Regions from separate parts of the Homo sapiens genome. Here region 2 is linked to region 1. A link is a loop called in an ENCODE intact Hi-C map of the cell type or tissue named here. Cell type or tissue: PC-3. All regions are shown on one strand. Each heading gives the region's core, and the rest is flanking DNA. Links, peaks and the distances in the headings are about the cores only. Region 1 overlaps ZPLD1 (zona pellucida like domain containing 1). Region 2 has its middle 23 kb from the start of ZPLD1.

Region 1 (5,397 bases), core at 106-5,105:
TGCCTTGGTAACATTTATCTATTTTTGCTACCATTTTCATATATCTTAGTGATAAAGGTATAATAATATCTCCATTAAATTTTCTAAAAGTTGATATAAGATTTAAATTTTATATCGTAAGTGTGATTTTAAATAATTACTTCAAATGTCTACCTACATTTACATGTATTTATTTGTTTATTTAGGTAGGGGTGTGTGAGTAGCTACAGTTAGCTTCAAGATTTAGGAAATATATATTTTTTTTATGTGTGATACAAAGATTTTAACAGTACAAATGGTGTTTCCCTTGGAGGCATCCTTGGTGATGAATGTGTTAATATTTTCAATATGGGTTTTGGCTGATGACAATTCTGTCACATCTGAAATAATTTGGATTGACTACATAGCATTATCTAAATTTTTGTCATGTAAATATCGACATTGGCAGCAAAACGTGAAAAATACATGGATTTCTATTTATACCTCTGACATTAATCCCCCAAATGATATTTTGATGTTGATTAAAAATTTTTATTCATACATTTTAAATGCCTGATTTAAATATCAATTTTTCAATCTATCAACCAACATTTCTGTAAATTATGAATCGGATTTTTGCATTATTATTCATGTCATCATGGCACTGAGTTATAATTCATGCAACTGATTTAAAAGTCAGTGCTTTATACTTTGAATATAATGAGCTATAAATATTGTAGTAGGACATTTTCCAAAGGCATTTAAAAAAATCATGTTTATAAGTTTGTAGTCTGACACCACAGAGTTCTAAACAACAAATTAAAATGTGTTAGAATCAAGATTGCCTTTCTGTCGTTTCTAAACTTTCTTCTGCAAAGAGAAGCTGTCGGCCGGGTGCTGTGGCTCACGCCTGTAATCCCAGCACTTTGGGAGGCCGAGGCGGGTGGATCACGAGGTCAGGAGATCGAGACCATCCTGGCTAACACGGTGAAACCCTGTCTCTACTAAAAAATACAAAAAATTAGCCGGGCGTGGTGGCGGGCACCTGTAGTCCCAGCTACTCGGGAGGCTGAGGCAGGAGAATGGCGTGAACCCGGGAGGCGGAGGTTGCAGGGAGCCGAGATAGCACCACTGCACTCCAGCCTGGGAGACAGAGCGAGACTCCGTCTCAAAAAAAAAAAAAAAAAAAAAAAAAAAAAAGGAAGCTGCCAAGATACTTGGTTCTACAATACTCAGCAAGCGTGTGCCAGTATTCACTTTTGATATGGTCAGATATTTACTATTGTTGTTAACAATATTTATATAACTTTAAACTGGAAAATTCCCGTCTGTTAATTTATATGCATAAGCTGTCTGAGCTTGAGTTGAGATTACTAGTTGGATTTAATATTATTTGTTCTAATTGAGTGAGACAAAGATGAGAATTCCTGATTCTAAAAAACTGAAAAATATGATCCATATGACATGTAATGATACTATTATTTTCTGTGAAATTAAACTATTCTCTCACTGAAATAGCAGAAAATCAAAATTTTGAAGTGTGGATTTCAGGAAGGCTTTGTTATTAAGGTCTTTCTTTTATCATTAAGAGATGGTACTGTAGTTCTGTTGCTAACAAGGTATAATCCTTAAAAGAATCTCTGAAATTGTAATGCTTAAAAAAGCCTATAATTAGATGATAACCTTAATATTTTAATTATACGATAACCAATTTTTTGATATTAGACTACAAGTGAAATAGATGGTGCCAAAATACTTCTCTTTTTAAATCAGTTATAGAGCAGTTTTAGTTTGGCAGAAAAGTTGATTAGAAAGTACAGAGTTCCCACATATACCCCCTCCCCTTGCACATATTTTTTTCTATTATTTACATCTTGTGTTAGTGTGAAACATTTGTTACAATTAATAAACCAATATTGATACATTATTAACCAAAGTCCATAGTTGACATTTCTTTTATGTTTAGGTTACTCTTCCTCTTGTACATTCTATGGGTTTTGACAAATATAAAGTGGCATTTGCTCATCATTGCTGTATAATACAGAAGAGTTTCAATGCCTCAAACTAAAAATTTTTTAACACAGTGTCATCATAGTATTTTGCCATTTTACAGGATTTTTAAAAATTAGTAATTTACCCTAGAAAAAATTTTGATATACTTTCATTAGTTGATCCAAAATCATACTTATTATTTTTGAAATATTAACATGTAGCTAGCCAGATGTAATTTTATTGTAGCATTCCAAATAAAATATTATAATCTTTTGAAGCCATTAATTCCTATTTCACATGGAATGTTTTTTATTTCTAACCCTTGAGGATAATGAAATTTTATATTACATCCCAACTACTTTCATTTTCTGATTTGTTATTTGGAGAGGAAAAGTTGCACTCAGTTCGATGTAGCACAATAGTTTATTTTTATGTGCTCTGGGATTCAGTAAGTATACTGAGGGGAAATTATATTTAGAAAACCAATGACTTCTATCAGCTATGTGATTTTCATATATGCAGATTACCAGTTGAACTGTGGCTTTATTTTGTGCAATATAAATATGTCAGTTTTGTTCATTGTGGAAATGGAAAGTAAGGATGCCTTTGTGTATTGGAATTCTACCTAAATGTTAGATTCTTCTGAGAGTGTGGAGAGTCAGCAAATATTAAATAAGGTTATTATAATTATGAACATTTTTTAAATGTTGGAGAAAAATTAAAATGGATATAATTGATTTTAGGGACAATATATTACTAATGAGTAAAAGCCACCATACAAATTAAAGTCAGAAAATTACCTCTTAGAAGCAATTCCAGTAGGAAAAAATTGATGATTCATAATTAAATCACAGGTGGATCATATGTCATTTGCAAAATGACTCAGCAATATAATGTTGTAAAGAAAGTAAGCATTCTTCTGCACAATAATGATGCAAATATAAGATGAAAGGGCTGTATAGTTAATGAAGTGTAGATTATTTGGAGAAGTTGGAAAAGGGAGCCTGAAAGATAATCACATAAAAATACTACCTATCAGACATGGTTAGAGGAGCTAATCATTTATCACCAAAATATAGAAAACAAAAGACTGAAGAGTATCAGTTTTTAAGTATATCTCTTATATATTTGGCTTTATTTGGCAATAAAATGTTTCGTATTAACTTTTTTTCCAAAAATGAAGCATCCCAACTATTACTGTCTTAAATTATAAAATTCAAAATATTTTGCTTTCTTCCAAGCCTTCTAAAGATATTATGGTTGATATGTTGTCTTTCCCAATGATTTTAAGATTTTATAATGAACATTAAAACTTTTCTGCCAAACAGCAATGTCTTCAGAATTACTAAGTTTAGGGAAACAATTGGCCTCTGTTAAATGATGTGACTGCTTAAATTTGGAGGGTTTTTTTGGTTTGTTTTTTGCACTCTATTTTTTCTGGTTTTCTTCATTATCAAATTATACCTGCTACTTCTTAATTTCTAATCCGATGCTTTAATCTACTGTGGATTTGAGAATGATACAAATAAGCTCTCTAGAACTGGTCCAAAATAAGGGTAGAAAAGTAAAAATGAAGTCCTGAGATACCCTTCTATAAGTGACCTCTAAAGAATTTGTGCAGGAACCATATGGCATGTATTTTAGCAGCTTGGAGTCTGTGTTTGTCTCAAAAGCTGAATCTTGCCCTATAAAAAATGTAATGAGTAAATGTCTCATTTTGGTTTTCTGTGTATTATTATTTAAAGCTTGCATCTTGAAGATATTGATACATTCTAGAAATTTGGTTCTCCTGTAGTTTCTTCTATTCTCCCTAGAAGAAAATTTCTATTCTTCTGTGACTTTAAAATGGTCTTACTTTGGTTTTCAATTAAACTTTAACAATTTCAATTTGCCAGGTAAGTGATTTTTGGTAAATAAAATATTATCAGAAGTATAAGAACTACAGTGCCTACAGTAAAGGGCTTAAATTTAAACAGATATAATTTAAATAAACTCAATATTAGTCTCTAATATAATCAAATAAATGGAACATTAATTTAAGTAAACTAAATATTGACCATTGAATATTAACCAAACTGAATATTAACTAGTGACCACTGAATATAATTTAGATACAGTGAACATTAGCCACCATATATGGTAAACTATGGAAACAAAAAGATTCACACATGGAATCAATTTGTTACATGGATATGGCTTAATAACAGTTCTGCCAAGAAACCAGAGGGTCACGTAAATCCTTTTTGGATTGATTCTGTAGGTTTATGTTGATTTACTTTCTTTTTTCTCTCTCTAATATTGTTGTTTTAAGTAGTAAGTGTGCTGTTGTTGGGGAGGTAATAATAGATTTTTTATTGTTTCATCATTAGGATTCAACCTACAACCAGCAGTTAATTATCCCCAGTATAGGATTACCTTTGAAAACCAAAGTATTTGCAGCTGTCCAAGCCACTAATTTGGATGGCAGGTAATTTCAAACTCTTGTCTTTTTTAGGTTAAAACTCTTTGACTGCCTAAATCCTCATGAGTCATAAAGTTGGGCCATTCATTTTTAAATTCAGTTTGAAAATATTATCATTGCCACACCATTTAGGCATGCTACTAAAAAGAAATAACAGATTACAAAGTTTAAGAGGTTACACTCATGTTCTGTCATTAATTGGAGAATAACAAGTCTTCCCATAAAGAAGGGGGGTGGTTCTTGGAACGGGGCATGGGAAGATCTGGGATGCCGAAATGTTGTATCTCTTCATCAGAAAGATGATTAACCAAATGTAGTCATTCTGTGAACACTTGATTTGCTTGCTTTTCCATATGTATGTTACTCTTCAATATGAATTTATTAAAGAATGAAAGGACTCTGCATAAGAGTGTGTCAAAATTACATAAAATGATCTCCAGAAACATCTCTATAAAAAAACTATTAAATTTCAGATGATACTTAAGAAAATTCAGAGCAATCAAACTAAAATGGAGCTCAAAAGCTGAAGCTCTAACCGTGCCCTATAAAAAAATGTAATGTGAAAATGGCCTGTTTTGGGTTGCTTATGTATTACTATTTAAACTTTGCATCCTGAAGAGATTGGTATACTCTATAAATTTAGTTCTTCTTTACCTTCTCCCTTCCTGTCCTGAAGAATATTTCTATTCTTGTATGAGTCTTTAAAATTGTCCTTTAATAATGCAGGAGTTTTTTCCATTTCATTGGCATTCGCTTCCCATGGATTAGTATTTTTTTTATAACATCGGAGTTGGAATGGACTAATGTATAAATGTGAGCAAAATCTAACCTTGTGGAGGAAGGCTGTGGATATGTATGTGCCTCATGGCTTTCTTCACCCTAACACAGTGTCTATTGTGGACTCCACAATCGCCAAACCACTGATTCTGATATACAATTTATGCTCTAAACTCCTTTGTTGTATTTGGTATTATAACATTCTCTGA
Region 2 (5,397 bases), core at 202-5,201, 48 kb before region 1:
GTTTATTTTAGTAATGCCTTACCTTGATTTCAAGGTTAGAGCTCCACTGTGGATCGAAGTCAAATAAATCTTCACAAATAAACTTGCAGGATCACATGGTTCAAGTGTGGCTATTTGGTAGTCTTGTGCCTCAGAAAGCATAGGGGATAATGGACATTCTTTAGGAGAAGAAATCATAACCAAGAGGCATGATTTACACAAGGCTAACAACATTGATTAGGTTTTGCACAAATTATTCTTGAGGGGTCATTATATCTGTATGAAACTCATTTTCCAGACTACTGATCATATTCATAAAAGTAATAGTTTTAGTGTTTTACCTCCTGTTTTAATTTCATATTTGATCAATTGGAGAGTCTTCCTTTCAGTGTGAATTTTATTTCCTTTTTCATCTTGATTGCATATTGATCTGATTGGACATGAATATGTGGAACTATTGCTGCAAACTGGCTTTTCACATCTGTAGACTAGGAGTTTATGGATGCACTCCCACCCTGAGGACATTTTACTTTTTGTATTCAGATAATGAGCAAATATTTGCTTGGAGTGGAGTTCAGAATCAGTATGGGGCAAACACATGCATTACTTTACTTTTGTTTTTCTATTACTACACAGATTATTATTAGAATTACTATAATGTTAATCTTTAATTTCTCATGAAAGCCTGAAATTCTGAAAACTAGAACACCATAGAAGTGCTGTTTTCAAAAAAACATTGCTCAAAAATTTATATGCACAAAAATGCAACAGATTGCTAGCTACTCTAATATTTATTCCACCAAAAAAGAAAGAAAAAAATCATTACATCATTTACTCTGTTCTAAAGCTTGTTAGACACCTGAAGGCACAAATGAGGTAGTCTTTCAGCAACCTAACATTGGTCTTTAGAAATGGTGAAATCAGGAAGCCATTTAAAGTTTATTCCCCCCTCTATTAAGAATTCTTTTGGAGAAACAGGAGAGTTGCTGTTTGGCACCTACAAGTGCATAGGAAACCTGCTGACTGAGAACTGGCCCAGGAATCCAAATCTTGAATGGATTTCTTGTTCATGAAAGGCTTGCTACACATGCCTGTGTTCACAGAGAGGGTAGGGAGATGGGAATGGTGGTCAGATAAAAATTCCAACAGATTTGTGTCATGCTTCAAAATGTAATATTGTTCACCTTCCAAAATATTTATTGGACCAAATAAAAATATTATTTGACCTAATAATTGTTTATGTAAAGGTTAAAAATGTTTCAGGAAATAATTTTTAAAGGACACCAGTTTCTAAGAAAGAATTGTGTCTGCTTGCAAAATAGTCTTTTAGTGGCCTTAATATCCCCAGCTGTGTTCATTGTGGGGAAGAAATACATTGGGTTTTAAATAACACGAAGTGGTTTCAAAAGTTTGTTTTAAATAGACAAAGTATTTAACTGTGGGAAAAAAAGATGAGAGCTGGAGGCAAATTGGATTCTATTTTTCCAAAGCTGAAAGTATGTAAAACTGTACCAAAAAACCCTTTGCCCAGCAAAATTAGCAGATGGTCTAAATCCCCTTGGGGTACACAGGCTCAATTCAATACTTATTTGGGATTATTCATTCAAAGGGTATGATCTCTTCTGAAAATTTAGTAAGCTGGGTAGGAATAAACTGTATTACTAAATTTGAGCTTTATAATTTTTCTAGTGTGATTTAAAAATAGTTATTTATGCTTTGGAAAAACAAGAATAACACTCACATTGGTTATTGCTGGTGTTAAACTATTTTCTTACAGAGGTAACTCTTATATGGATTGAACTTCTGGAACTGGGCTTGGTGAAGCAAGTATGATTCTATCATCTGTATTTGAGATAAAGCTGGACAGATAGTGAATACGTGGGAGACCAGATTTAGGTCTCCAAAAGAATCCTTCCCCCAAGAATAATGAGTCAACTCAAATAGAATGAAGTTTATTGTGAATAAATATAATTTCTTTCATTTTGGGTATGGACAAATAAAAACTAAAAATAAAATTAATTATAGGATAGGAGAGATGGAGTTTAGCAGCAGCATGTATAAAACTGGCTTGCTGTATTGGTCAGGATTCTCCAGAAAAACAGAACCAATAGGGTATATCTCTGTCGATCTCAATGTCTTAATGTCTCTCTATCAATTTATATATCTATCTAGGGAATGTTTTAAGAAAGAAATTGGCTTATGCAATTGTGGGGAAGTCCAAAATCTGTAGGGCGGACTGGCAGGCTAGAAATCCAGTGAGGGGTTGATGTATTCCTGAGCTTGAAATTGCAGCAGGTGGGAACCTCAGGTAGGGCTTCTATGTTGCAGAATTGCTTCTTTCTTGGGAAACCTCTGTCTTTATTCTTAAGGCGTTCACATTGGATGAGGCCTATTTACATAATGGAGGGCAATCTGCTTCACTCAAAGTCTACTGATTGTAAATAACAATCATATCTAAAAACCATCTTCATAGCAACATCTAGATTGGTGTTTGAACAAACAGCTGGGCATTATAGCCTAGCCAAGTTGACACATAAAATTAATCGTCATACTTGCTTAACAAAAATATGTTTTGGGAGGCATAGGATCTGGAATACTTAAGTAGTAGTTCTTTTCAATTCTGTGCAGTGTGCTCACTAACTCCCACCTAGAGGATTATATTTGATTCTAGAACCAGACATAGAGAAGAGGATGCTGCTACACTAGCTGTAGGGTATTTAGAAGTGAACATGATATTAGGGAGGATTTAACCTATTATAAGAATGATTGAAGGAACTTAAGTTGTTTTGCCTGAAAAATGGAAAACTTGGAGATGATGTATTAGCTGTATTCAGTTTACTGTATTGAAATATATAGTGCTGTCACACATAATTTGTATTGTTCCAAGGAGGAAGAATAAGTAACTATAACAGAAAGATAGAGTTTACTTCAACATAAGGATGAATTTGCTGATAGTCATAGTTGCTCCAAAGATAAAATGGACTACCCCTTATCAAGAACTGTGAGCTCTGTAGCAGGTTTACAAGCACAGATTGACTGGTTTCATTTGACAGGGACATATGTATATATCCCTATATATACACACATATGTGTATATATATGAGTGTGTGTGTGTGCAAGAGAGGGAGAGACACTATAAGACTATGTACATGAATGGTTAGAAGAGATTCAAGCATTGAGGGCGTATTGGATTAATTATATGGCCGCTATCATTATTCAAATGATTTTTGAAATAATTCTATGAATTTTATTTGACATTTGAAAAATTTGAAGCCTATAATGATTTTACATGGCTATGCAGAGCTAGAATAGAAACTGGTTTGACTTCTGCTAGACTACACCTCAGTCATCTGTCCTTTGGTGTGTATTACACTTAGTTTTTATCAAGAATATATATAGAAACAAACAAATAAATATTAATTAATGATTAAAATTAAATGTCATTCTACAGTTCACACTAAGTCATAAAATTTTTAAAAAGACTATTTTTTTAACAGTAAAATTAAATTACTAAGACCATGTTGTGTTTGTTTCTGGGAGTGGGTTCACAGTGCAGGCAATGATCTTAAGATGGTCATAGACACTTTCTCCAAATCAATTTGAAAAGTTAATTATTTGTGTTGGAAACTTATTCATATTTATTTAGTAGCCTCATTGCTACTTATCAATAGGGTAGTGCTTATTTTACATTATTAAATGATTTTTCTTTCTTATGAAAAGTCTGTATTTTAATTTTTTAGAAAACTCCTTTATGGACAATGGTTTTATAAAATCTGTTAGACAATGACTATCCTGAAACAAAAATTAAGTATATGGTGCTTTTTATATGCTGAAAATATATACATGCAACTTTGATGCTGGGCCCAATGGACATTCCCTATAAATGGGCATACAAAACCTACTCTTTAACTCAGGAGAATGCCAGTACTGACCAGCTGGGTAGTGCTGTCCAAAAGCAATGAGATTTTAGTAGAAAATGATCCCATAGTAAGAACATATTATTGACTTGTCAGACTTCTAGATAAGGTGGAAAACTGGAAGCTCAAAGGTTTAATCCAGTCCAAATATGTGCAAATGATTAAAAAACATGAGCAGCATATAAAATTTGGGTGATTTCAATATAAAATTCATATAAAATTTGGGTGATTTCAAATAAAAACCTTGATTGCTTTTTTTTTGTAAAAAAAATGAAGTTTCTGGCAATGTTGGATAATGTATTCCTGGATGTCAGTAATCTTCTGGAAGAGTGTAGCCAACCATTGCTGCCTTGAGGAGAGGAGGCGAGCTGTGTGCTTTCCAGTTGGACATGATTCCTGTTACTTGCTGAATGTGTTCACATGCCCATTCACCAGGTGGCTCTTATCACTTATTTATATCACCTTCCAGCCTTGGTGGTCCTTGAAGTTTGTTTCCTGTTCTAGAGAAGAAGGGATTCTCAATTTAACTACTGGGTTCAGGACAAACTCCCACAATTCTATAATGTGTATTGAAAGTATAGCAGTAGCCTATTTCTAGCTTGCATGTTGCTTAGAATTGTTGGTTTTAAAAGGAATAGCACTATCTATGACAATAGAAATATGATTAGAACAATTTTTCCTACCATTATCCAGTTTGTGGCTTTCAACAAAGATTTGCTGGAAATACAAACCACAATTTCAGTGCTTTTATTGTCAAATAGGACAGTATTGGTGAGCTGATACAGTAATTGCGCTTTAATAGCCATCAGCACTCCAATTTACAATTATTTTAAATTTAATGCTTTGATTAGGCATTTCCAGAAATAAGTAAGCTTAAGTAATCCAAGAAATAAGGAAATGCCTTACAAATCTGGGGATGATTTAAAAGCTTTCTTAAAGTTATTCAATATCAGTTACCTAGTAAAGCTAGTTCCTGGAATTGATCATGTGTAAATAAATAACTGCGAAGAAATTATAGTACAATAAATACTGTATTCACCATTAATTCTTCATTGAAACCATCGAGAATGTATCAGTAAATCTTATATATAAGGGGAATTATTTGAAAATACCCAAAAAAAACAAACAGATGTTTAAGTATCATGCCATATATGAACAATATATCAGTATTTCCAGTAATGGTCTTAAAGTAATAAATTCAGCATTTTCAAAATAACATTTTCTCTTTTTGTGGTAAAATAATATGTACAATACAATAAAACTTTAGCCTCATAGCTGCTTGCTAACTTATCAACTAACAATTCATGCTGATCAAAAGTAAGGCTAATTTATTCAGCTTTTAGACTCCTGAGATTAGAAATATTTGGGTAAATTACTTGTTGAGCTGGGAAATCGATTGTACTTATGTATGAAGCTTGTTTGGGCCTTCTTTCAAGTGTGGCTGAGTCTGTTCTTATAATTCGTCTACAATGCTATGTGGCCTGAAATCCCATTAGGACAT

Evidence for each region. A loop is a pair of places that touch in the nucleus more often than their neighbours do. Peaks named below come from ENCODE experiments on the same cell type or tissue, not always from the same donor. Only the 100,000 strongest peaks of a DNase experiment are listed, where the experiment ranks them.
Region 2: it touches region 1 in a loop (2.2-fold over the local background); 2 of 110 quality-filtered maps call a loop at or near these places.

The regions. Positions count from the first base shown.
Region 1 is chr3:102,457,962-102,463,358 of GRCh38, forward strand. It overlaps ZPLD1 (zona pellucida like domain containing 1), which reads left to right. Exons shown (of 12, transcript NM_001329788.2): 7 at 4,320-4,417. Among named protein-coding and RNA genes, the nearest start is that of ZPLD1, 26 kb to the left of the region's middle. In PC-3, for the core only: no CTCF peak of the experiment used is centred there; a DNase peak (open chromatin) is centred at 2,820; H3K4me3 peaks cover 370 bases; H3K27ac peaks cover 1,252 bases.
Region 2 is chr3:102,409,761-102,415,157 of GRCh38, forward strand. It overlaps a transcript of ZPLD1 not described here. Among named protein-coding and RNA genes, the nearest start is that of ZPLD1, 23 kb to the right of the region's middle. In PC-3, for the core only: no CTCF peak of the experiment used is centred there; no DNase peak of the experiment used is centred there.